Regions from separate parts of the Homo sapiens genome. Here region 1 is linked to region 2. Evidence: chromatin loops called from intact Hi-C (ENCODE). Cell type or tissue: endothelial cell of umbilical vein. All regions are shown on one strand. Links, peaks and the distances in the headings refer to the core of each region. The heading gives the core; the rest is flanking DNA.

Region 1 (10,270 bases), core at 951-8,950, 410 kb after region 2:
GAGATTGCACCACTGCACTCCAGCCTGGGCGACAGTGATGCCCTGTCTCAAAAAAAAAAACAAAACAGTAATTTACACTATTATAGTCCCCAAATTTAAAATTTGAATACGATGATGGAGGAGCTATGCAGCGATGGATTGAGGTTATTCATAACTGATTATAAAAGCAGTTATTTTATTGGTGGGGAAACACTGACAAGTCAACAGATTCATTTCAGCCATTTTCTCTCCTAAAACAATGACATTCTAATAAAAAAAACTAACATTTACACCACCCAATGAATTATGCCACTGCAATATGCCCTTCTACATTTTCCAAGAACTTAAGCTGTGTCACACACGTGTCTAAATTAGTAATAAAATTAAACTGGAGAAACTATTACTCCAATTTTAAAAGCAGCACGGATTAAAAAAGTAAGAAGGGGGCAAGGCACGGTGACTCACGCCTGTAATCCCAGAACTCTGGGAGGCTGAGGCAGGCGGATCACTTGAGGTCAGTTCAAGACCAGCCTGGCCAACTTAGTGAAATCTGATCTCTACCAAAAATACAAAAATTAGTCAGGCGTGGTGGCGGGCGCCTGTAGTCCCAGCTACTCAGGAGGCTGAGGCAGGAGAATCGCTTGAATCCGGGAGGAGGAGGTTGCAGTGAACCGAGATCGCTCCACTGCACTCCAGCCTGTACGACAGAGCGAAACTGTCTCAAGGAAAAAAAAAAAAAAGTAAGAAGGCGCTCCCAATGGATATACAAATAATTATCAGTCCATTCAATTCCATCAACAAGCACTTAGTAAATGCACAGTACCTGTGAGAAAACCAGGCCAACAAGCATTTCAAGGTTACCAAAAAAGGAAGGTTGAAAATAGCCTCACACTAACCCAGCTCTAAAAAGACAAATAATTCAAAACCACCCTTTAATGTCTGTCTCTCTAAACAGGTGCACCCCAGTTAATGTTAATAGTCTGCATTACTACTGGTAATGATTCTGGCTACCATTTTAGATTATCAGATCCTTCAAAGTAAATGCCCAACTTTTTTCACTGATTAGAAGGCGAAACGGGGAACCAAATGAAATAATCCACCGTCTTTCTAAAAGTCAGTTTGATTTTAACTGATTACAAACAAAAAGGGCTTAACAGTTTCCCACTGCGCAAATGTGCCAACCGATTCCTACAACCTCATCTAGGAAACCAGGCGTGCCACGCGAACCCTAATGCTATACAAAGTGTCCCCCTCCAGCCTGGCCTATGCAGAGCGCATTCTAGACAAGGCCCCAGTGCACCAACAGCCCAATTTTGGCTATATTCTCTGAGCGATTTAAGGAAGTCCGCAACCACTCATCTCACGTGACCTTAAAAAGGGGCGCAGTTGAGCCCAGAATAAAACACACTCCTTTTTCTTCTACATCAACTTCACTGCCCAGCATGAAGGAAGTGGGCGGGGAAGAGGCGCAGCGCCAGCGGGCAGGAGAGGTCAGCAAAGAAACGTGGGGTGTCGCGCCATCTACTCTGGAGGGGCTGGAGGTGAGGGGCACGCCCGCTCAACTGCACTGCAGCCGCTGCAAATCCAAGGCTGCCACACCCCCCGGCAGCCAGGGACACGGCTTCATCTTCCTCTTTCTCCAGCGGAAAGGGGGCCCTCTCCACGGAACGCCCCACCTGCTAGAGTCCTCCACATCCCGAAACGCAACGCCCGAGAGCAGGCGCGGGTGGCAGGCGGCGCTGGGGGGCAACAGGAGGGGAAGGGCCGCGGCGACCTGCAACCCGCGCATGCGCAGATCCGGGTACCCGCCCGTTTACCTACCGTTGGAACCGCGATGCCCCGTTCCCTGGCCGCGGCCGCTTCTCCAGGACCCGCGGCGACGGCAAGAGGGCGAGAACTGAGGCCCCAAGTGGCTCCGCGGCCGAGAAGCCTCTTCCTGGGGCGGCCGCTGACGGGAGGTTAAAGCTACGGCTGTGGCGCGGGGCCAGCCCGGTAAGCGACCCCCCGGATACCCCCGGCGGTGGTGGCGACGCAGACGCGGAACAGGGGGAGAGAGTGGCGACAGAGGCGGCGGCTGAGGTGCAGAGCCTCCCTAACGGCGAGCGGGAGGAGAGCGGCTGGCGGGCGGAGGCCGGGCCGGACGTGACGTGCGTGGGAGGGGGCGGGGCAGGCCGCTGGTGGGGGCGGGGCGGCGAGGGTCCCCACCCCCACAGCATTCCGGGCAGCGGCCCTGTGTCCTGCAAGCTTGAGGACCGCGGTTCCTCTCCCACCAATTGGGGTCCTGAATTAGGGTGCGAGCAGCCAGGCGCCATCCCGGGGCGGGTTGTGGGGTCCTCGGTATGGGGAGGTTGGGAAACAGAGAGGACACTGGGGAGAGGAAAGATAAAGGGAAAATCCGGAACACAGAGATCGCTTCTGGTCTCTGCGGAGGAAGCCAGGCCCCCAGGGCGCCCATATCCAGGTGAGGAGCACAGAGACCTGAACCGAAAACCGCTGGGGGAGACCTAAGCGGTGACTTCGGTTCCCATTCCCAGAGATGTGAGTTAGATCCGGGACCACGGGGCTGCACCTGCGTCCTGCCCGCCCCCACCCTACCCCTTCACCTCAGGACCTGACCTAGACTCCAGAGAGAACAGTAAGGCTTCGGTGCCTTAGTCTGGGACTGTGGAAGTCGATAGGCTGCGGGCTTACAGGGAGCTTCGTATACTAAAATCAGCCAGCTGCGGAGGCAGAGCTGAAAGGAGGCAGAAAGAATGAGCTCTCTGAACTTGCATGGCTACCCAGACCATCCCTACAACTCCCTTGAACTCACAAGGGTATGAATATTCAGCCAATCTCTTCTTTGTTATAGTCTGTTAAGGGCTTTGAGATCTTCCATTTGGACTCCTTGACAGCCGGTAGATCAACACCTGCACAAAAAATAGCAGCCACCACAATTCAGTTGTCCCTTACCTACCTGAGCTGGAAGTTAGTAACTTGGAAAATGTAAAACAAGAACCCTCATAGAACTTGGGACAAGATTTGAAAAAAATAAAGTTACCCTATGAAATGATCTGTAAATGGGCTACAGAGGCCACAGTGTCTCCCACATTTCATCAGAGAGAGTAAACCATGTGTAACCTAAGTGTCACATACCCAGTTAATGCTGTCATAACCGAAGGGTGGGGTCCACAAAGAGTCTAAAACCAGAAGAATCTGAATAAGAATGTTCTATGAGGCTCCCAGGAACTCTGTCCAGGAACGAGGCAACTGATTCTAATGACCAGAACCAACACTTACTCTCAGGGCAGTTAAATCTTAATTCAGATTCACTCACTCATTCAACAGATACTTAGTGAATGCTTACTATGTTCTAGTCTCTTAAGATACGTCAGTAAATCCCTGCCTTCGTGGAGTTTATATCCTAGCAAACCTAAATTCTGGATCTCCGTTAAGAGCATACAAAGGCCCATACTCTGATTCCAAACTCAGCTAGTAGCCTTTCCATCATTCAGGGAGTCTCTCAAATAAATCTACATACCCAATAAGAAGGGATTGTCCAAGGCATATAACTAGGACTAGTTATACTAGCTGTACAGTTTTTGTCAATAAATTCATATCATGGTTTACAAATCGGACACTGTTCACTGGGTTGAATTGTTTTATCCGAATTAATTTCTCAGAGCCTATTTAAACTTGAGCGAAGTGAAATAAAAGTTTCCAAATCTGCCAAACAGGATCAACAGAGCCTGATTTCAGAGCAGCCCAGTGAAGATGCAGTCTGTGCATTTAGCCTTGTATCTCTCTTTAAATATCTTAAATGAAAGCTTTACCTGTGATTCCATGCTTGGAGAACAGGAGCAATATGATTGCTTCAAAAGCTTTATCATAAGTGCGTAAAAGTCTTGAGAGTAAATCCGAAGAGAGTTAAAAACCTCCTCCGCCTGCCCCACATATGCAACACAGGCTCTTGTTGACATAACTGACTGTAATAAATACTTTGCTCTGAATATGAAACCTAAGATGTAAGCTCCCAGAGGGAAGGATTCCCTTGCCTTTTTTTTTTTTTTTTTTTTTTTTTTTTTTTTGGTGAGACAAGGTCTTGCTCTGTCACTCAGGCTGGGGTCCAGTGTCTGGATTATGGCTCAATACAGCCTCAACTTCCTGGCCTCCAGCAGCATTCCTACCCTAGTCTCCTGAGTAGCTGGGACTACAGGGACATGCCACCATGCCTGGCTAATTTTAAAATTTTTTTAGAGATGGGTTTCCCTATGTTGCCCAGGCCTCTCTTGAACTCCTGGCCTCAAGTGATCCTCCCACCTCAGCCTCCCAAAGTGCTGTGATTACAGGCGTGAGCCACCGTGCCCGGCCTCCCTTGCGTTTTTATACCCTACCCACAAAGTATGGGATCTCAAAAAACAAATGAATTGATCAATGACCATTTTCCCCCTCAAAAACTGCAGAACATATTCTTGGAAGATATATTCTCTAGATCCTACTTGATAATATAAAAACAGTATGTTCAACATAGGGGCCACATGGGCTATAATTCAAAACAAACACTTTTATTTTGTATCTTTTGCCATGCCTTTCAATTTGTGCAGTGGGAGTAGATCTGTCATGTACCTAATTGAAAACTCAGGCAGGTTCCATGAGTTTTTAGGGGTTCTGTGGTCTCCTTAGGAATAGAGTCCTGTTGTCATTGAGTCACAAAGAGTGAAATGTTTTCCTCTTTTTCAGCTGGGAACAGTTGTCTCATTGCTTGCCCTAAAGAGGGGACCATAGTCATCTTTAACCTGCCTAGTCTTTCTCCTCCCGGCTTAACTAATCATAACCAAATCTGGGGAAGGCAGGGAGAAAAAGGAGCAGGAAAGTTGTTAACTTTGTATGATGGTTTGACATTCCCTGGGCATGGTAGATGCTTAAAGCTGACTTATTTTTTCATGGATACCTCAGAGACTACCACCATCCCCCTTCTCTGGTGGTTTCTCCCCCATAATTCTATTGGTCTAAGCGTAAAGCTATTTTGGCAGTTATTTACTTCTTTCCACGCACCTCCAACTACTTGTCTGTTGAAACCTGGGCATCTCTGTAAAGGCCCTGTCAGATAGGATCTGAGATGACTCTCACACTCGTCCATTTGCAAGTGACCCTTTATTGTGGGACAAGGTTGTGCACTCCGTACCCTAGGGGGTGCCATTCACATCATTCTCACTGTAGTTCTGTATGTTATTTATTTTAATGTTTTTCCAGCAGGTGGCAGTAAAGTGTTTTGTCCAAACTAAATTACAACGACTGCTTCCCAATAGATGGAAGCAAAGCGTCTGGACGAAGGAGAGCTTTTTTCTCATGGTGCTGCTGTGTTAGCCTAGTGACAGCTCTGTATGGCCCACACCTGGTCCACAGGAAGCTCTCAGGCACCTCTTGCCCGAACAAACTTGGGAGTACAGGCTAATCCCAGTGCAGATTCAACATTCCTCTACTCTGCTGCCAAAACAGCCGCCAGCCTGTGGGAGTCAGACACAGGCCCACGGTGCCCCTCAGACTGCAGGAGGTACAAGTCAAGTGCTCTGAGCAGATCCATTGAAGGCCCACTCCCTCGACTTGAAGTAAAAGGCAGGCAGGCACCTGTGGTAAGAATCACAGCTCACCAGCAACAGTCTCCAAAGACATTGTCCTCAATAATTCTGGTTTGGCCTTTTATAACTAAATAACTGAGTATTTAATCTACCTGCTTTGTCTAAATCCTCTGAAATTTCTAGAGGGGGTCTATCTCAGAAATTACTTTAGTTTTTTGGTGGATGGAGGGAAGAAGATGGTTTCTTTTATAATAATCTTGTTGCTTCAGTTAAAACAGTGGTTCTCAACTGCGACAATTTTGGGGGACCATGTGTGCAGACATTTTTGGTTTTTTTTTAAACTTTTTTTTTCCTTCTGAATTCAGGATCTGCTGAATACAGACATTTTTGATTGTCACCACTGGAGAGGTGCTATTGGCTGGTGGGAGAAGGTCAAGGATGCTGGTAAACATCCTTTACGGCACAGGACAGCCCCTACAGCAAAGAACAGCAATTCTGTTTGTTACAGAGATGAGAGAATACCTCACTAAAAGAATACTTCAAAATTACATCACTTTTTCTTCTTTTTTTCCTACAAATTCTTTACCTGTAGATGGAAACGTCACATTTCAATATATCAATAGAGTCAAAAATAGCATTTGCAATAGCTATTTGGCCAGGATGAGAAGTGACTGGTATAGACCAATCCTTTGTGTTTCCAAGACTCCTTCTGGAGATGAGGCCATGCCAGGAAAATTACTACTTGAGATAAAATTGTTATTTATTTGCAAGATGACTTTTAAGCCTGGAAAACAAGCATTCTATCCCAGCTTATCTGAACAGAGGCATTATGCCTCTCAGAAGTAAGGTCATGAGTCACATCACTGTGGAAGGAATATATCTTTGCTACAACCTGGACTGCATTCTAGATGCCAGGGAGGACCTCAGCATATCTGCCTCCCCAAGGTCACCAGTGTCACTGGAATGAGACTTGAAGTCAGGAAGTAGCTGTCTCTGCAGTTACTTTACAGATGGCTAATAATGCCCTCATTATTCACAGAGAATGCAAATGGGTTCTTCCATCCTTTACATGAGTTTGACTGAATTCATCTCTTCCAGATGTAGCAGGATGTTGAGCCCTTCCCTTGCACCATCAGTAAGGAAACTTTTAATCAGGTGTTTTCCTTACCGTTACTGATCTCCCTGAGCAAGGCTGTTTGAGTACTGGGATATAGATTAACTTGAGTTCAGTCAAGGCTGCCTTGTCTTTCTTAATACGATGTTAATAAGAAACGAGCCACCCTAGCCAGAAAAGCCAAAAAGATATATTCTATCCCCACCAATTCTATCACTTAAAAGTAAAATAGATAAAACAAACATTCCAAGTTCCAGTTCTAGCCCTGTTACTAGCCTTTTGACTCTGGTCAAGTTACTTAACTTAGTTGTACCTTAGATTCCCCATTAGTCAAATAGGGAAACAGACTTAAATGAATTGGTATGCATAAAAGTGCTTTATTAGCCATATACAATTTTTTCAGTTCCCTCTCCTATACTGCATTCAGAGGCCTAGAGAACAACCTGAAAATGTCTTGCTTTCATATCTGGATTTATTGCCAGGAATGAGGCCCAGTGTGAACACCTTTCTTGACAGAAATTGCCAAATCTTTGTCTATCTATTTGTAAATGAAAACCAAGAACCACTAAGAATTCCCCCAAACTCTCGGTGCTGGTTTTAAGATCTTCTGAGCCTTGTAAGTTACAGTAAATACAAGCACATCTCTTCCCCAATTAGAAGCATATTTACACTGCCCATTTGTAGAACAAGACATGACTGTAAATACAGATAGGAAGCCATCATTACATGCAGTCTTGTGTGCAGGGAAAAACAAGTGCATATGGAGATGAGATTGTGACTACTCTTGATTCTCACAGAGCAGTAAAATGCTATCAAATTCAGTCAAACTCAGCTAATGAATTTTCTCCTTGAGGTAGTCTCCTCTACTGGGAAGAAAGGAAGAACTAAAAACACATCAAATTTAAATCCTCTGGTAAAAGAGAAGCAACTCACCATTAGAGAGATGTATTGCTGGCTCTTCCAAGAAATGGAGTGGAAATCTTTCTGTGCCACTTTGCCCAGGACCATTGTGCCAGTGTGCAAGAATGTGTGTTTTTCATAAACAGAAAAATATCACTAGCTGCAAAGAGAAGAAACTGTTCCAGGGTGTACAAATCCCACGCCAACCTCCAAAATAATGGCAAATACTGTTCTGATCTTAGCAACCCAGAATAACCTTTGTGCCATTTATTTATTCAACACATATTTCTTGGGCAGCTATTATGGGTCAGGCACTGTGCTAGGCGATATGATCATGATCTCTGCCCTGGAAAAGCTTCATCTTACATATCTCTGGAATAAAATATTTTGGTGGAATAGAACCAAAGTTAACATAATGTGGATTTCAGCTTCTATATTCACTCATATAGCCACTGGTGCCAGTCACATCCAGTTTGGAGAGCTGGAACAATTAACAGTAAGTCTCATCTTTGCCAAGTCCACATATTTGGCCTGATAACTCAGAATTCAGTGTATGACAATAATGTAGGCCAATACTATCATCAGCTATAAGACTAATTTGTTTTGGTTTCTTTATTAAATTCCTATAATCAGCTAGATATTTTTTCCACAATCAGAACTTTTATTGTTGAAAATAAATAAATAACAAAGAATAAATATCCCTTTCTCTTCTTCCCTCTGCCTGTATCCATATAGGGGAAAGAAAAAACTGCTCTGAGATTCAGTGAGATTATGACCTTCACAAAATCATGAACTTTCTGCTGCCTTTTTAACCAGAAATCTAGGCAGGAGGGTCTCACCATTTTGCATATCCTACCTGTTCCTTACAGGCTCTAGGCTTTTGAGCCTTCCTATCATTTGACCAGCCAAGTTGCTTCTCAGCACCTTTTTTTTCCCCTTTGAGTCAGGGTCTGGGTCCAGTGGCCCAATTATAGCTCACTGCAGCCTCAGTATCCCAGGCTCAAGCAATCCTCCCACCTCAGCCTCCCAAGTATCTGGGACTACAGGCATGTGCCACCATGCCCAGCTTTTTTTTTTTTTTTTCTTAGAGACGTATTATCACTACATTGCCCAGGGTGGCCTCTAACTCCTGGGCTCAAGAGATCCTCCCACCTCGGCCTCCCAAAGTGCTGGGATTACAGGCATGAGCCACCATGCCTAGCCTTCAGGCACCTTCCATTCAGACCACATTTTCTGTGGCAAACTGACAACGCCAATGTTTGCAGTTTGCAGTTTAACTACAGCTGTATTTTTTGCCAAACATTTACACCTAACTACTCTTTTCCACTAGAGTATATAACAATTTACAGAAGCATTTAATGTTTTCTGAATCCCCAAGCTCATCAGCAGAGAAGCTCCAAAACATGAAGGTGTACATCCCTATTTTAGGCCTTCATAGAAAGAAACCAACCTGGCCGGGCACGGTGGTTCAAGCCTGTAATCCCAGCACTTTGGGAGGCCGAGGAAGGCGGATCACGAGGTCAGGAGTTCAAGACCAGCCTGACCAACATAGTGAAACCCCATCTCTACTAAAAATACAAAGTTAGCTAGGCGTAGTGGCGCATGCCTGTAATCCCAGCTACTGGGGAGGCTGAGGCAGGAGAATCATTTGAACCCAGGAGGCAGAGGTTGCAGTGAGCCGAGATTGCACCACTGCACTTCAGCCTGGCGACAGAGCAAGACTCTGTCTCAAAAAAAAAAAAAAAAAAAAAAAAAGGCCGGGCACGGTGGCTCAAGCCTGTAATCCCAGCACTTTGGGAGGCCGAGGCGGGCCGATCACAAGGTCAGGAATTCCAGACCAGCCTGGCCAATATGGTGAAACGCTGTCTCTACTAAAAATATTAAAAAAAATTAGCTCGGCATGGTGGTGCATGCCTGTGATCCCAGCTACTCAGGAGGCTGAGGCAGGAGAATTGCTTGAATCTGGGAGGCGGAGATTACCGTGAGCCGAGATCGCGCCACTGCACTCCAGCCTGGGCGACGTAGACACCGTCTCAAAAACAAAACAAACAAAAAAGAAGGAGATAATAGAATGGAGGGAAGACAATATTCAAAGAAATAGTGGCTGAACATTTTCCAGAATTGAAGGTAAATATCCTAAATTCTGGAAGACCAAAACTTGCCATGCTGAAAAGTATAAAATGCACACATAAAATTTAGTACCCAGAGAGAAAGGGGATCTTAAAATTAGGCAGCAAGAAAAGACATTAGGCCGGGCACAGTGGCTCACGCCTGTAATCCCAGCACTCTGGGAGGCCAACATGAGCAGATTGCCTGAGGTCAGGAGTTCGAGACCAGCCTGACCAACATGGCAAAACCCTGCCTCTACTAAAATTACAAAAATTAGCTGGGTGTGGTGGCACACGCCTGTAATCCCAGCTACTCGAGAGGCTAAGGCAGGAGAATCACTTGAACCTGGGAGGCAGAGGTTGCAGTGAGCTGAGATTGCGCCACTGCACTCCAGCCTAGGCAACAGAGCAAGACTCCATCTCAAAAAAAAAAAAAAAAAAGAAAAGAAAAGACACTAATCTTCAAAGAAAAGATAATTTGGCTGACAGCTGACCTTTCAATAGTAACAATAGAAGCCAAATGATACTGCAGCGTATCTTCAAAATGTTAAGAGAAAATTACCATCTTCCAGAAGGAAGATCCAAAATGCGAGAAGTAATGGTGAACAAAG
Region 2 (10,270 bases), core at 890-8,889:
ACCCCTGCCCCTGCTACTCACCAAACCCCTCACACACACTCCCCAAGAAGCTTCCACACCCGCCTGGTGCCTTACTCTAAGGCTTACCCTGAGCTGGGGTAGCACAAAGGGCATGGACTTAGAACTCTGGGTTTGAACTCTGACTTTGCCATTTATTAGCTGTGTGGCCTTCAGCAAGTTACTTAAACTCTCCAAACCTGTTATATCATCCATAAAATAGACGGATAGAGTCCCATTCAGCCCAAGGGTTGTTGAAAAGATGAGAACAAATGCACACTCTGTTCCTAACACACTGCCCCATGGCACGGGGCCAGCCACGCAGTAAAGGACAGCTATTTGTGTGATTGTGATCCACCCTCAAAGTTTAATTGAGCCTATCTCCTCCAGGAAGGGTTCCCTGGCTTTGCCAGTTCTCACCAGTCTTTCATGTGCTAAAACCTGTCTAGCGTATGTCATTTAGAACTTGTATATGCATCATCTTGTCTTCCCAGTTGTCCAATTCGACCCTGGACAACAACAATCGCATCTTATGCCATCTAGGAGCCTGGCACAAAGTAAACCAGGAATGGCAATGAAATTCTAAAATCACTTGTGACAACTCAGTTCAGTTGGAAGTGGTTCGATGGAATGAATGTTATAAATTCTGAGGCTATCTTCAGGTTCACAGGGTTCGGGCAGGGGCAGGGGTTAATAAGTGCTAATTATCAATATCTGTCATGAGTGCAGAATGAAGGAGTGGTGGCCATGTAACAATTACCTGTCATCCCTGGAGGAGGCACTCAGGCCCAAGTTAAGCAAGCTCACATCCCCTCATCCCACTGGCCCACCCAACCCTCATTCCCCCAGTGTGTTGGAGGCCTCTCGGATGGGCATGGAGATGGCACACACTGACCTGCATAGCTCCGCCCCGTGCTCATGTTCGTTGGAAGCAGCGTCCATTTGTCAGTGACAGGATTGTAGTACTCCACCGAAGCCAAGTTGCAGGATCCATCATCCCCTCCAACCACATACAGGAGCCCATTTACTGCACAGACCCCTGTGAGTCAAACAAAAGCCATGGGAGACATCACAGCAGGTGCACTAAGAGATCAGAATTGATCAAGAGACAAATCTGGATAGCCTGGGAGGCTCTTTTCCTCCCTTCATGGCAATACAACAGAGATTTGGCTCCACAGGTTTGAGTTTGCTAAGTGAAAGAAAATATTGACAACAGCCACTGGGCTCCAAGGATCCTTCTTCCTAACAGGATCATTTCTCTGACCAGGGAGTTTTGATTACTTATAACGTGTATGCCCCCCGCCACACACATACCTATACTATAAGTATGTAGAGCATATGGGCACAGACCCCTCTTTAATGGAAAGGTGTATACAGACCTCCTGTGCCAGGCCTGAGCTAGGGAATAAGACAATTCAGGGGACTTCATGCATGCTACTCCTTCTCTGCTGCTAAGTTTTTCCCTGATAAGCCCTATGTTATATTCACACTGTGTGATGCTGATGGTTATGTCTCTAATCCCTTTACAAGACTGGGTCTACATTCACACACAACTCCCAGGGATGCAGAACAGCTCCTACTCTGATCTCAAAGGGAGATGGATTTTGGGCAAGGTCTCATACAGCAGGGTCTAAGGCATAGGAAAATGTAATGAATTATTGCTCATTAAGACTTTCAAAGGCCACAGTCCAATATGTTGTGTATTTTTTCAAAATTAGATTAAGGGATTGGTGATACTCTAAAAAGTAGTAATTATCAGTGTTGCTGAAGGTACTCTCAAATACTGGTGAGACGAAAAAATGGACACCCTCCTGGATGGCGTCTAAAATACATGTGCTTCCTCTGATTAAAAAATTCTACTTCTGGCCAGGCACAGTGGCTCACACCTGTAATCCCAGCACTTTGGGAGGCCAAGGCAGATGGATCACTTGAGCCCAGGAGTTCAAGACCAACCTGGGCAACATGGTGAAACCCTGTCTCTACAAAAAATACAGAAATTAGCCAGGCGTGATGGCGCATAACTGTGGTCCCACCTACTCAGGAGGCTGAGGTGGGAGGATCTCTTGAGCCCAGGAGGCAGAGTTGCAGAGCCAAGATTATGCCACTACAATCTAGCCTGAGAGAGCGAGATCCTGTCTCAAAAAAAAAAAAATCCATTTCTGGCCTTTTATTCTAAAGAAATAATTTTAAATGTGTGTACTAATTTAGCTATAAAGACCATTTATAATCACTCAAGTATTACTTATAGGATAGAAAAGATGGAAATAACCTGTGTCCAATAGTAGATTGGTTGTTTAAATTATGATATAGTCATTTAAAATAATATCATATAAATAAGTTTAGTGTTGTAATAAGACGTTCATGAGAGATTGTAAAGTGAGTTTTTTTAAAAAACAGGTTATAAAATAGTGTTATAGTGTAATTCCATTTTTGTTATTAAAAAATAGAAATATCTATGTATGAATTTTATACAAACACACATTTACATCTAAACTGAATTCCCAGGTTCTAGATAGACTAGCTGCCTTAAGGGTCCTGTAATTCTTTGCTCATGTGGCTTAAAGCCAAATGAGAACTTGGCAGCAGGCTTAGGCAATGAGTAAATTAGTAAATATCACCACCCCCCCCCCCGGTTTACACTTCCAAGTCAGCCACGAATGGGCTTAGCAAACAGGTAATATGAGAATAATGAAAATGGATCTGCCTGAAAGTCACCTGTGTGTCCTTCCAGCCTGGGAAGTTGGGCTAAGCCAACACTTTCCTAAAGCAAAGAGGCATAAAGGATATACTGACACAGTACACGACCCACAAGGCAAAGCTCAAAAAGGAAATAGCTTAAAAGGGGCCTCATGCTCCAAGAAATATAAACCTAAATACACTACAGTAAATCTTTCCTACAGGAAGGCATAGGAGACAAGAAGGAAAGCAAAGACAGGAATACAAAGAAAGCAATAAGGAAAGGAGAACTCATCAAGGGTCCAACTGTCCCTGCAAGGAAGGAGACTGCTTTCAAGTAGGAAGTGAGAAGTTCTCCTAGCCAGGCACTGGCAAAGAAAAGATAGAACCAAGTGCCATTGTCTGGCCCTTGTCCACAGAGCCCTGTCCTTAGCTACCTACTAAAGCTGTTGGGCAGCGGGCACTGATGGCAACCAGAGGACTTTCCCAGGTCTGTGCTCATCTGTGTGCGGTAAAAGTCATCACCCTTCACTGCGGGGAAAGGGGATCCTCTGCATCTAGGTTGCAGGATCTGCAGCTAGCTTTTGGGGTCTCAATTTCTCCCCTCCTCTAATCAAGAGCCCACCTGGCAAATGCACACTCCCTGTTCAGGATATACGCTCAGCTCCAGACCCTGGGAAATCTCCCTGCTGTTTAGAGCCAGTGTCTTCAGGGAGAAAAGGCACACAACCCCCAAAGGGGAGATGGAGAGAGCAGTCATTACCTGCGTTGCGCCGGCACATGTTCATGTCTGCCACTTGCTTCCAGGTATTTGTTCCAGGATCGTAAACCTCAACGCTCTTCCTCACCAAAGGCCCATCATGCCCACCTGTGGCGTACAGCTGTCCGCTAAGCACTCCAACCCCTGAAAGGCAGAGCACAGCATCCCAGCCTCATGCTGACTACAGTAACCAGAAATCAGGAGGCCTGGCATCCAGTCCTGGACAGCCCTGACCAGTGAGGGGACTTGGGGAGTGCCATTTTGTCTCCCTGGACCTCAGTGTCCTCATCTGTAAAACAAATATAATGACACCCTACCTGCCTCCTCATAAGACTAGCAACCTCAAAACTTTGAAATATAATGCAAATGTGACCCAAATTCTGTTTTTAAAAAACATTAAAAAATATATATATATATATACACACACACAGACAGACAGACATACATACATACATACATACATACATACATACATACATACGGGAGAGGATGTTCATAAGCAAAGAAAAAAAGACAAAAAATACTGAAATAAATCCATTAAAATATTAAGAATAATTATTTCTGAGTGGTAAATTACATTCATTTTCCTTTTTTGCCTATCTATATTGCCTAGTTTTCCTACAATGCTGTATTACTTACTCATCCTTATATTAGTTGAGTAAAAAGAGTTAAAAATTGAAACTAGCCACACAGCAAAAGTGCTGAAATTATCATCAGGGAGGCCTCCCTGCTGGTCGTGTAAGCAGAAGCTGACCTTTCTGCCCACTTCTCTCCTCCTGTACTGCAGAGGGCATTATCAGATCACTCACCGTGTTGATCAGCCTGAGCTGAGTGCTAGAATTGCTTCGTTTACAAGTTTTAGTATAATCTTTTAAAATCCTTTTATACAACAAGAAGATGAAAGCCATAAAGAAGGAAGACAGCACAGTATCTAGAAAGTGCAACTGACCTGGTAGCTAGGACACCTGTGTTCTGGACCTGTCTCTCTGACTTGCTCACTGGGTGACCCTTCCCCTTTCTGGGCCTCAGTTTCCCTATTTGTAAAGGGAAAGAGTTGTACTAGATCAGTAGTTCACATGGACCACAGACTTCTCCACTCCATGGGCAGGCTGCATCTCAATCGACTGGGAAGCTTTTTGAAAGACAGATTCCACACTGGTCAGGAGTCAGAAAAAGTTCCTCAGGTGACTGGGATGTGCAGAAAGTTCCTCAGGTGACTGGGATGTGCAGTCAGGTTTCAGACCCAAGAACCAGACTTGTAGACTATAACTCCATATGGATGAGGACTGTTTTTACCTTGTCCTCGTCTGCTTCCCTGTGCTCCACAGCAGTAGGTTCTCAAGAGATATTGCTTGAATAACAAAAATATAAATTAATAAAATCCCTCCCAGCAATTATGCAGGTATGCTAGTAGCTCCTAGCAGTTGCTCTAAACTAACAGCAGATGGTGCTGTTGTACCAACAATGGCTCTCTCTAACTGACAGGTTTAATAAAATTTGTTGAGTTCCAAAGCTGCCTCACCTTCCTTTCCTCCATGCTCAGCAGGAACACGCATTCCCTGAGAGATGGCCTCTTTTTTCCCCTAACCATCTGGTGGCATTGCCCACACCCTGCTGAGGAAGCGAGCTGCGTTCCAGGCACTCAGGCAACTCTGCCTCTGCCCTAGTGCAGCCTCATCCATAAACATTCATGCAGCCGTTTCCTGGACCTAGAGCCACAGGGGCTCCTGGCACCTCAAAGGGCCTCAGGCAGCCAAAGGCCAGGGCCTTTGGTCTCTGGGTCTTCAGCCAAAAACACCCACCTCGACATGCATGTGGGTTCCCAACTCCAGAGGTGAGACTTGCCCAAATCTTACGAAAGTGAAGCACTGAAGAAAGGCTGACCTGGGAGCCTGAGGCCAGGGCTCTGACAGTAACCTCAGGAAAAAGGCTTGGTTTTGATTTCCTAAATCAAGGTCAGTGTGCCTCCCAGGGACACTGGACTCCCAGGCAATAGAGGTGTCACCCTCCAGGTCCTCCAGTGTAGGTAAGAGACAGGACTAGGGCCAGGTGATGTCCACCCAGCAATAACCATTTCAGCAGCGTGGCAGAGACAAAGCAGCTGTAGTCTCCAAAGGCGGCTCCCTCCACAGAGACAAGCCTGAGCTTCCTAAGGCAGGTCTGCCCTCCAACTTCGTGCCTGGCTGCCTCCCCAGGCTTTCGGCCCTAGGAGCAGTCACACATCTCAGGGTGTGCTGCCCCAGGCATGCTGAGCTCTCACCCTTACGTCACAACAGAGGATTTCTAGGGAGTACGAAGACTCTACCAAAACTTTAGAAACCAAAATGTCTGAAAGAGGTTTATGACGGGAAAAGAATCATGGGATTTGTGGATCGACTTGGTTCTTAGGGAACACCTACTACAACCCTACAACCCACTCATTTCACATATAAGGAATTAGAGGCCAGAATAAGGGAAGGGATTTGCCCAAGGAAGGTCATATGGCAAATGACAGCAGACCCAGCACCAAGTCCCGGGCCTCCTGACTTCCAGGCAATGGCCCCACGTTCAGGAAGGGCCAACCTGTCAGAATCAGCAGAGACAAAAATTCTCTAAAAATAGCACTCCAAACACAAACACTTCTTAAATGGAATCATGCAGATTTTATTTTTGAAACCAGTGAGCACACAAAGGCTCTTTAAAAATATTAAAATAGCATACTTTTTAAAGAATGATGAGGAAGTGGTCATATGTTTGGTACTATAAAACGAGATCACAACTCAATCTCCAAAAATACAAAAAAAAAAAAAAAAAAAAAGAGAGAGAGAGAGAGAAAGGAATAACATTGCGGGAATGTGGCTTCCCTTCTCAGAAGTCACACAGTCTTCCCGCCAGGATCAGATTGGTAATCAGTCACCACTGACCACAGGAACCAGCAGTAAAGAGCCAGTGGACTGATGCCTCTGTCTGCCCTCAGACCCTTCCCTTTGGGCCTCTAAGACAATGGATGGGAAGACAAAGCAGGGGAGAAGGGGCTGTTGCTCTGCTTCCTGAAAAATCCCAAAGGATCATAGAGCTTCTGGTTTTCTGACAAAAAGTAGAAGTGGAAAACCTTTTGAAAAGTCATTTTCTTCACATGTTGGGGAATAGGTTGAAGTGAGGAAAAGTGGGAGTGGGGGACATAAGTTATCTCCAGACATGAACACTAATAGCTTGGCTTTCAATTCCAGACAGGCAAGCTCAGCTTTGTCAACTGAAGACTTGTCCTACTACTTCAGAGGAATAAGACTGATAATTTAGGGATTTAAAAAGCTAACTCTGGAGTCAGCATTACTAATTATATGACCTTGGGCAAATTACTCAACCACTGGCAGACCTCCTTTCTAAATCTGATAAGTGCAATTCATATTGTATCCACCTCGTAGGGCTGCAGTGAGGATTAAATGGATTGAGGCATAAAAAGTACTTGTTAGGACAGTGCCTGGCACATAGTAAGCCTTAACTTTCAAAAGATATAAACACCTTCATAGAAACATAAGGTATGATGAGGAGGAGCGTATTATCTCATCCATTCTCTAGTGATCCCCCAGGAAAGGTTAACTTATAAAGTACTGTGTCTAGCTGCAAAGGTGCTAGTAGGATTATATACAGCAAAATGAAAGGAGGAGGAGGAGGTAAAATAAAATGTTAAGTTGTTGAACCAATACCCACTCATGACTGATTAAAGAAATCACAGATTACACAAACTGGAAAAACATCCCATATTCATGGATTGGAAGAATCAATATCATTAAAATGACCATATTCCCTGAAGGAATCTACAGATTCAACACAATTCCTATCAAACTATCAACATCATTCCTCATAGAATTAGAAAAAACAATCCTAAAGTTTATACAGAACCAAAAAAGAGCCCGAATAGCCAAAGCCAATCTTAACCAAAAAGAACAAAGTCAGAAGTATCACATTACCTGACTTCAAATTATATTACAAGGCTATAGTAACTAAAACAGCATGGTGCTGGTACCAAAAATAGACACAGAGAACAATGGAACAGAATAGAGAACCCAGAAACAAAGCCACATACCTATAACAAGCTGATCTTCAAAAAAGTCGACAAAAATAAAACAATGGGGAAAAGACTCTCTATTCAATAAATGGTGTTGTATGTGGCTAGCCACATACAGAAAAATGAAACTAGACCTCTATCTCTTACCATATACAAAAATTAACTGAAGATGGATTAAAGACTTAAATATAAGACCTGAAACTATAAAAGTCCTAGAAGAAAACCTAGAAAAAACTCTTCTGGGCATTGGCCTAGGCAAACAATTTATGACTAAGATGCCAAACGGAAAGTGCAACAAAAACAAAAATAGACAAATGGGACTTAATTAAACAAACAAAAAAAGCTTCTCCACAACATAAGAAATAATCAACAAACAGTCAACCTACAGAATGGGAGAAAATATTTGCAAATTATGCCCCCCAACAAAGGATTAATGTTCAGAATATACAAGGAACTCCAACAACTCAACAAGGAAAAAACAACCCCATTAAAAAGCAGGCAAAGGATATACATACAGACATTTCTCAAAATAAGGCATGCCAGTGTGGCCAATAATCATATGAAAAAATGCTTAACATCGTAATCATCAGAAAAATGAAGATTAAAACCACAGTGAGATATCATCTTACAGATGGCTATTACTAAAAAGTCAAAAAAGGCCGGGTGCAGTGGCTCATGCCTGCAATCCCAGCACTTTGAGAGGCCGAGGCAGGTGGATCATGAGGTCAGGAGATTGAGACCATCCTGGCTAACAGGGTGAAACCCCAACTCTACTACAAATACAAAAAATTTGCCGGGCATGGTGGTGGGTGCCTGTAGTCCCAGCTACTCGGGAGGCTGAGGCAGGAGAATGGCGGAACCCGGGAGGCGGAGCTTGCAGTGAGCCGAGATAGCGCCACTGCACTCTAGCCTGGGCAACAGAGTGAGACTTCATCTCAAAAAAAAAAAAAAAAAAAAAAAAGTTTAAAAAAAAAAAGACTTTAGCATGGTTGCAGAGAAAAGGGTATGCTTATACACTGTTGTGGAAATATAAATTAATACAACCTCTATGGAAAAACAGTATGGGGATTTCTCAAAGAACTCAAAATATAACTACCATTTGACCCAGCAATCCCACTACTGGGTATCTATGCAAAGGAAAAGAAATCATTATATTAAAAAGACATGTACAGTTATTATGTTTAAAGCAGCACTACTGACTACCACAAAGTCATATAATCAATCTAAGTATCCATCAATGGCTGATTAAAGAAAATATAGTATGTATACACCATGGAATCTTATGCAACCAAAAAAAGAGTGAAATCATGTCCTTTGCAGCAACATGGATGGAGCTGGAGGCCATAATCCTATGTGAGATAACCCAGAAACAAAAAATCAAATACTGCATGTTCTCACTTATATGTACAGGCTAAATAATGGGTATACATGGACATAAAGATGAGAACAATAGACACTGGGGATTCCAAAAGGGATAAGTCTGGGAGGAGGGTGAAAGTTGAAAAATTACCCATTGGGTTCAATGGTCACTATTTGCGTGATGGGTACACTAGAAGCCCAAACTCGACCATTATGCAATATATCCATGTAACAAACCTGCACATGTACCCTCTAAATCTAAAATAAAACAAAAAAATTTAAGGACCCACTTGTGAGCAAATCAGACACAGCCAGCACCCCGAGGTTCTCCCATACCTGCGCCACTGCGGCGGGTGCTCATGTCCGCCACGTATATCCATTCATTGGTCGCTGGGTTGTACTGCTCCACAGTGCTCAGACACTGGCGGGAAGCTCCATCATAACCCCCAACAGCATATAGCTTCCCTGCAATAGACAAAGTGGCTGAGTGTGGTGCCAGGGATACTGGCATGAAACCAGAGCTCAGCTGAAACCCTATCTGCAACCAACTGGGGCACCCTTACCTCAGAATTCTGTTCCCTCTTTCTCCAGGGGACCACCAACTTACTCCTCAACCAAGCAAAGCATCCTTCACATTTCTTCACATATTCTACTTGCTCTTAAGCCATGAGCTCCTTAGAAGCAAACACTTAACGTCTTTCTAAATAAGTACCCGCAAATACCCAGCACAAAGCTATGGCCTGGCACCACTGGGGCTCAACATAATCTTGCTGATGAATTAGGTTAAATTTTCTCTAGAACAAGACACCAGCACCAGATAGATGGAAAGCTAGAAGGCCCCCAGCTATAGGCAGGCAGACCATCTTTCTGGCTAAAGGCTTGACATAGCAGATGAAGTAAATATGGAAAATTATTATTCAATGAGAACCCAAAACCTGTCTTAGCCATTGTCTCTACCCCTTCCACAACCTTGGCAGGTAGAGTGTGTGAATGGAGTGTTCTTTGTACATTGTGGGCCAGGGTGGCTGGAATTTTTCTGCAGACTACCCTGTGATCTCTGAGCCATGCACAAGAGCCCTGAGGTGCCGTCATTTACTTTTAAATTAAAATACCATTAAGCTGCTACCCAAGAGCATCATTTCTGCCTGGGGCTGGGGGCTGAGGGCTGAGAGTGAGGTTGGACACAGGAGGAAAAATTTGGCATTTGAGCTATCCCAAAGCAGAAATTCAAACATTTTGGGTTTAAAATTTAGTCTTAAAATGCAATGGGATGGTCTCTTCTGTGGGAACAGGGGGAGGAGTCACACTAGCTGTAGACTAAATAAATATCACCAAATGCAAATCTATTTAACAGGATTACTTACTCAGTAGATTTTTTGGTCACATGTGCTTTCTTGATGGACAGACACCAAGAATACTACTAGTATTTG

Evidence for each region. A loop is a pair of places that touch in the nucleus more often than their neighbours do. Peaks named below come from ENCODE experiments on the same cell type or tissue, not always from the same donor. Only the 100,000 strongest peaks of a DNase experiment are listed, where the experiment ranks them.
Region 1: a loop joins it to region 2, with 4 times the contacts of the local background. A loop is called at or near these places in 9 of 110 quality-filtered maps.

The regions. Positions count from the first base shown.
Region 1 is chr5:138,030,982-138,041,251 of GRCh38, forward strand. FAM13B (family with sequence similarity 13 member B) reads right to left here and starts at 2,098. Exons shown (of 24, transcript NM_001385994.1): 1 at 1,801-2,098. It overlaps FAM13B-AS1 (FAM13B antisense RNA 1), which reads left to right and starts at 1,793. Exons shown (of 2, transcript NR_037900.2): 1 at 1,793-1,971; 2 at 5,212-7,952. It overlaps LOC124901077 (a long non-coding RNA gene), which reads left to right and starts at 2,158. Exons shown (of 2, transcript XR_007058952.1): 1 at 2,158-2,270; 2 at 2,514-3,692. RefSeq lists enhancers at 1,127-1,186, 1,287-2,170, 5,278-5,487 and silencers at 1,677-1,746, 1,757-1,806. In endothelial cell of umbilical vein, for the core only: a CTCF peak has its summit at 5,155; DNase peaks (open chromatin) are centred at 1,470, 1,820 and 5,190; H3K4me3 peaks cover 1,729 bases; H3K27ac peaks cover 1,399 bases.
Region 2 is chr5:137,624,861-137,635,130 of GRCh38, forward strand. It overlaps KLHL3 (kelch like family member 3), which reads right to left. Exons shown (of 15, transcript NM_017415.3): 12 at 9,177-9,305; 13 at 3,437-3,577; 14 at 893-1,036. Among named protein-coding and RNA genes, the nearest start is that of MIR874, 18 kb to the right of the region's middle. RefSeq lists a silencer at 4,792-4,961 and an enhancer at 5,348-6,098. In endothelial cell of umbilical vein, for the core only: a CTCF peak has its summit at 4,864 (motif pointing right); a DNase peak (open chromatin) is centred at 4,911.